Regions from separate parts of the Homo sapiens genome. Here region 2 is linked to region 1. A link is a contact called in ENCODE Hi-C data. All regions are on one chromosome and are shown on one strand. Each heading gives the region's core, a stretch centred on a gene start or an enhancer-like site at or near the end of the contact. The rest is flanking DNA. Distances are from core to core; before and after follow the strand shown. Region 1 overlaps ZNF423 (zinc finger protein 423). Region 2 overlaps ZNF423 (zinc finger protein 423).

The links. A loop is a pair of places that touch in the nucleus more often than their neighbours do.
Region 2: a loop to region 1 is called in a map of posterior cingulate gyrus, with 4 times the contacts of the local background. The contact joins two enhancer-like sites. A Hi-C loop is called at or near these places in 1 of 168 maps with a recorded cell type or tissue (posterior cingulate gyrus) and 1 of 37 single-sample maps with no recorded cell type.

The regions. Positions count from the first base shown.
Region 1 is chr16:49,558,992-49,562,171 of GRCh38, reverse strand. The region is part of intron 5 of ZNF423 (zinc finger protein 423); the gene reads left to right. Among named protein-coding and RNA genes, the nearest start is that of LINC02179, 94 kb to the right of the region's middle. Within about 2 kb of position 1,756, at least 5 of the 41 ENCODE cell types and tissues checked have a DNase peak (open chromatin) inside an H3K27ac peak, as active enhancers do.
Region 2 is chr16:49,619,069-49,622,248 of GRCh38, reverse strand. All of the region lies in intron 5 of ZNF423 (zinc finger protein 423), which reads left to right. Among named protein-coding and RNA genes, the nearest start is that of LINC02179, 150 kb to the right of the region's middle. Within about 2 kb of position 1,713, at least 18 of the 41 ENCODE cell types and tissues checked have a DNase peak (open chromatin) inside an H3K27ac peak, as active enhancers do.

The DNA of each region.
Region 1 (3,180 bases), core at 507-3,006:
CCATAATGGTTTCTTCCTATTGATGTTTTATTTGCGTGATTTGGGGAGACTATATAGGGATGTTACCTTTTGTGAGATATTATGTCTACAGCTTCTCACAGCACCATTAAACTAGTAGGATAAATTCTGTCTGCAGGAGACAGAAGCCACTCACTACTGTTGTCTAGTCTCTTAAATTAATAAAAATAATAATCTGATAAACTGGTTATTGTAATTTATCCCCGTAAAGCAGAGCACGTGCCTGAATTGTCAATCAGCCCTCAAAGCAGTAGAAAATAGCCAGCAATTACCAAAGGCTCAGTGAGCAGGGCGACCGCAATCCTGGCGTCTTCAAATTAGGAGAAATAAAGAATGCATCCAGAACACATCCATTTTTCAGCAAGTGCTGCATGGATTATAAAATTTATTATCAATAAAATTATTCATTTGTGCCCTATACCGCACTTAATGCACCTGAAGTGAGAAATTAGAAGTGTGTTTAATTCTGGGGCTGGAAGAAAATACAAGTGCAGCAAATTTGCAGTAATAGGAGAAAGTTAATGCCTGGCAAAAAAAGGAATCAATTTAGTGATTGCTTTTATATTTTGGAAGAGCAGATTGGTTTTTCATGCTTTTTTATGATAAAAGCATACAGATTCACTTAGATCCATGGTTTTCATATTGCTTTCGAAGAATAAAGAGAGGTTATGGATTAAGGGGAGTATACAAAGGTTAAAAGTACGTGCATGTCATCTGTATTCTGTGTATCTGGTGCATATATGTAATATATATGTGTATATATCTATATATGCCTCTATACATCTATATACACACATACCCCCAGTAAAGTAGATGTAGTTACAATATAGTTGGTAAATATTTAATAACTCACTGTCCGATAAAAAACAGAATTTTGATTTTGTAGCCTTTGCCGATTTCTGTGGTGTAAATACTCCCACTGTGGGCCAATTTCAGTCTACCAATATCATTTCGCTGAATCTGGAGTTGGGAAGAGAAACGCACAGTTGGCTCTCAGGAGTCAGTATGAACTGGCTCTAGCACAGCCCTGTTTTATATGTGCACATGTACGTGCATATAGACAGACACATATTATCTCTATGGTTTAAGAAAAAAAGAAAGGAGACATAAATGCTATCCATCAGTTTGAGCCCTGAGTATCATCTCTGTGTTTTCCCAAGTGCCAGCCTCCTTTAGTGAATTTGCATGTACATTTTATTCAAGTAAAGAGCAGCCTCCTGCCCTGGAAACACGGTGACTTTATTTTCATTAAGTTCCACGTGCTAAAGGAAAAAAGAAAAGAAGAAAAGAAGAGGTGAAGAAGGAGGGGGAGAATCCAGGCTTGGCTTCCCTTGCATTAGCAACACTGGCTTGTCTTCAGCGTACTCGGCCGACTCGCCTCGGTTTTTATCCAGCCATTGTTCTTTTTACACCGAGTTTGCACACTGTGGCGTGTCTGGGGAATTTCAGCAGTTGGAATATACATGAAAAGAGTTCCGTTCCACTTTCATAAGGTCCCTGGATGGCTTGGACGAGGCCTCAAGGCCCCATGGTAGAGCCGGCACCACATTCATATTCCTTCCCACACCACACACGATAGCACGAAGCCCAGACCAATCGAAAACTTGACAGTAAGCCTTTTGATTTTGCGGGGAAACCTTCATCATGCTGCGAGAGGGAAGGGAATATAGCCCAAACTGGACTTCATACTGTGGCAAGCTTGAAATCCCAGCCCAACCGCAGAGCTGGCTGATTGGAATTGTTGGAAACTGTGTCCAGGAATTCGGCTGCAAGAACTTGGCTCACAGCAACTTCGGCCTTTTTGAAAGAAAAATTGTCAACTGGGAGAGCCACTTGGGGCCTGGGTTTAATCTGTCCAGGCAGTAAAGATTCACGGAAATGATTGGCCAAGTTTCCCTAAAATGCTCAGAGCTCCTGCCTATTTGGGGACTCTGGGGGTGGGAAGGAGCAGGCTCACTGGCTCCTGGTGACAGCTGTCGTCACTGCCGTGATGATGGCAGTTGTCACCGGCTTCGATGCTATTGCTATTTTGTTAATCGCCAACCTGCTGCTTGTGAGATAGCAGAATCAGAGGTGCAAACAAAGCCATACAGAGCATATGTTCTACTCGGTACCCTGCTCTCAGGCTACTGTGACAGGGTGGCAATTTTCTGGGCACACCTTTTGCCCTGGCAAAGTCACCATGACATTTAGACAGCCAAAGACCAAAGAGAGACTAACATTGAAATCATAGATGTGTGCTGGGTAAATCTACAAGCAGTGGTACCGTTTGCACCTCTCTTGGGAGGACATCTGTGGGCTTTCTTGACTGGGATCGTGCCTTCAGTTTACTCATCTTTGTTTGAAAATGTTAGTGAATATGGGACCCTGCTATGAAATACCCATGAAATTCTAGCATCTGGGTACATTGGCCAGCAATGTCCTGATGATACTGATGTAGACAGTAGACCTTGGTTCAAATGCACAAAAGATGGAGCTTGGCGAAGGTCCAAAGAGCCAGGAATCAGGAGCAGACCGCCCACAGGAAAACATGTTGTCATCAACTCTTCTTCCTTGACAAGGATATTAAGTCCTGGTCTTTTCAGTGGGGGAAGATTCATCCTCTTGGGGCAGAGATAAGTCAGTGATGTTGAGATAGGTTTGGGTCCAACCACTCATTCTGCAGCAGGAGAGAGTTGGAGGAATTTCATCAGGGATGGATGGAGACTGGTGAGGATGTTCCCTGGGGCCTCCTAGAAAGATTAGGGGAAATCTCTCGCCATCTGGCCCCATGCTGATGCTCCAGCCCACCATACCTCATTAGCAGAGAAGGCTTTGCTTTTCTGTTTTTCTTTTTATTTCCCGTACTGTACCCTGTTCCCTGACCCCCTTTGGTACTGAGTAGGAAAGTACAAAGCGGGAAGTGGCAATATCCCAGGGCTTTGCCCCTTTTGTGTGGCCAAGCCACAGATAAGTCAGTAGACCTCTCTGGGACTCGCTTTCTCTGTCCATGAGATGGAGAGTACTCCCCACCCCAGACATACAACTGCCTTTCAGAGTGGTGTTTAGGAGTCCAGGGGATGGTGAGAAGGTGGAAGGGGCAGCTGACTCAGGCCATGCCTGGGGCAAGCCTGGGCCAGGGATGTCCAAGGTTGAGGGAAGCCCCTGTGGCCCCTAAGGAGC
Region 2 (3,180 bases), core at 464-2,963, 60 kb before region 1:
TATGGTTTACTAGGCTTCTCTTGAAAAACCACAAGAGGTGGCAGCAAGGGCTTCACATTCCCGCAATCATCATTCCCACCTGGCGTGACTTAGCAGCAGCAGCAGTTTCCTGTATGTAGGCAAGGCATGCATTCCCAGGCATCATGGTCTTGCTCAGTTAAGTCTCCAGCCTGGTCCCTGTGGGTACCTGAGTTTAAACCTTGGACTTAAGCGCTAGGGAGCCATTGAAGGTTTCAGAGCAGGGTATATCCTGGCCTGAGCCTTAGGAAGAAGAATCTGGCTGCGGTGTTGAGAAGGAACCAGTTGGGAAGAGAACGAAGACCCACCTGGTGTGGTCCTGGGGTGAGTGAACAGGGCAGGGGGAGAAGAGGAGTTGATGGAACTTAGATGTGGCTTGTGCTGTGATTCTGGCTGGCCCTGGTGGCTTGGGAAGGCTGCTGGGGAAATGGTGAGAGGCAGACACTGCAGGCCTGGTTTGGGGCTGGCTCTGCAATCCCAGTAAATCTTTTGGGGCCCAGTGTCCCAGTGGATGGCTTCTCCTGCTAAATGGTCTGAGCCCAGAGTGGCTGCCCTGCCGCTGACGGGGGTAAAAGTCCCCCTTAGTGGCACCAGGGGGACTTGGTGGGTAGAAGTGGCCCTGTTCAGCTCTGCAGCCTTCTCATAAACTCAGGGCACTTGGGGGTCTGAGGCAGGCCTCCCCTGGGACCCGGACTGCTGGAGAGCTCCCCTGCGGGGCGGTAAACCGGCCTTTTTATAGCGGGGGCCTCTGCATGGCTCTGCAGCCCGGAGACCCTGGGAGTTATGATGACTCAGGGACATGTCTCCTTGGAAACATTTTCCCAGCACCCCTCTCCTGGCTGCTGCTTGGAGGGGAGTGATTTGGATCTGATAGAAAGGCGAGGGTCTTTGGAAACCTTTCAATAGCAGGGTCTCCTTTGAAATCCCCCCTCCGCATGGAGAATGAGGCCCCTTCCCTGGGACTCCCCCAGCTTTTGAAATGGCTTTGACACTTCCTCCCCCAGAAGGCACATGAAAAACTTGGAGCAGCCCAGAGCTCTGTGCTGTGGCCTCCTGCCGGGTTGACCCAGCTCTGCCCAGTCGCCCTTTCCCCACCTCCCCTTCACCCCCTCCGAGGACTCTGGGAGGATGACTCCCACCTCTGCCGCCCCAGGAAATTGCTCTGCAGGAGGCCCCTGCCTTGGGCTCCCCGGGGGGGCTGCTGAAGGAGAGAGAGGGAGGCTTATGGGGGGCTTGGCCCAGAGGAAGCTGGTCCCCCACGGCTGGGAAGGGAGGAGCAGTGGGTCTGCCCACATGTGTTGAACATATATGTATAATGTATGTACACTGCCCTCCTGGGGCACATGGCACCTCACCCTGGGGGGCAGGGCCTGAGTCTGGAGACCCCCAGGAAGCCGATTTGCTGGAGAGGCCTTACTTTTAGTTTGTTTTGGGTGGGGATGGCTGGATAAGGGGTCTGAGAACTTGTCCTTGAGATAACAAACTTGCCATGACCCAGGTTGGCCCCAAGGGAGTGACTCAGCCTCTGGGCCCCTGGACGTCCTCACGCAGGGCCTCACGGGCCCCTTGGGGGAGCCCCGGGGAGGGTCAGGGCTGGGAAGGGATGGTCCTCAGGGAATCTTGTCAGGAACGCTTGCCCTTGCTGTCCTTGGAAAGTGGCTGTGGACTCTCTGGCGGGCAGCCAGGCCAGAGCCAGGCCTGTCCCGGTGGGGCATTAGTCATTCCGGAGGCCTGCTTTTCATGCTCACGCCGGCCCTTTCCCTGGGTGCCTTCAAGGGCTGGGCTCTGCTGTCAGGGGCAAATACATGGGGGAGGAAGTGGGTGTTTGGAAAATCAACCCCTCCTGCCTCCTGCCCAGGCTCTTAAAGTGTCCCCAGTGCCAGCTTCTGTCCTTGTGTGTCCTCTTGTCCCCAGCCCTCCCCTGTCACTGTGGCAGGACTGGCCCTGGCCAACCTGGAGGGAGGCATGTGTTTTGTGTCTGTGTGTGTATGTGTCTGTGTGTGTATGTGTATGTGTGTGTCTGTGTGTGTATGTGTATGTGTGTGTATGTGTGTGTTGTGTGTGTGTGGTGTGTGTGTGTGTGTGTGTGTGTGTGTGTAGAAGAGAGAGAGGGAAAGAGGGAGACAGACAGAGAGAGGGTTTTTCTACCTTACAAGTCTTTATGAAGCACATCCCTGGAGATACTTTCAAACCACCTTGCAGAGCCAGGGCCCACTGTTCAAGCTGCCATTTGGACCCTGGCCCCGTGCTGAAGGCCCAGCCTGCAGCATTTTGGAGGGGAAGGAGTCTCTGGTCCAAGGAGGACAGTCTGGAGTGGAAGTCAGTGTCTCGCCCCAGCTCCAGGGAGATACAAAAAACCCAAATAGAACCACAGAGGAAAATCTCATGAACATGAAAAGAAAAAGGGGTTCCTGTCTCCTTTCTGCCAGGATCACGTGTTGCTGAACCGGGCTGTGTCAGGCTCTTCAATGGTGCTTTTGATTCAGGTAACACCAGACCCAAAACATCTGTCTAACCTTAATATGTGATAAAAATGTCTCCCTCTCCCTCCAGAGATCATGTTTCAGGTTCTGGAACTGTTCTGTCAGAATAACAAGCCTGTACAGCAAGACTATAATCCAATTCTTTTTTATTCTTTTTTTTTTCGTTGCCAAACCCCCAAACTAGGGCATAGTCACTTCCCCCTCAACAGTCTTCCTGGCTGAGAGAACCAGCCCAAAGGACTTGGTTTCCCTGACTTTGAATCCCGTTGGTTCATTCGAGGAAGCTGTTTAGGTCTATGGAGAATCCATCAGTTCTGAATTTTAAAATAGTGGAAAATTTCTCATTTTCTTGAGTTCCTTTTGTATGCGTATGTGTTTGTTTGTTTGTTTTGGGGGAAGGCCTCTGTCATTGAGGTTTCTTCTAGTAGTAACCTCATACCTTCATGTTCAGTAAACACTATTAAAATCCTCGGTGGGCTCTGTGAGGGGCCGCTAACCCAGCTCAGGAGATGATAACCTGCAAGGTCAATGTAACGTCACAAGTCTAAGATAAGGGAGCTCAGAGGACAGGCATGTTGCCCAATCTGGGTATTCCAGGAAAACTTCCTGGAAGAGGTTACACCTAATCAGGGTCTCAGAGTATAAGAAGTAAGGTGGGAGGGGAATTCCAGGCAAAGAA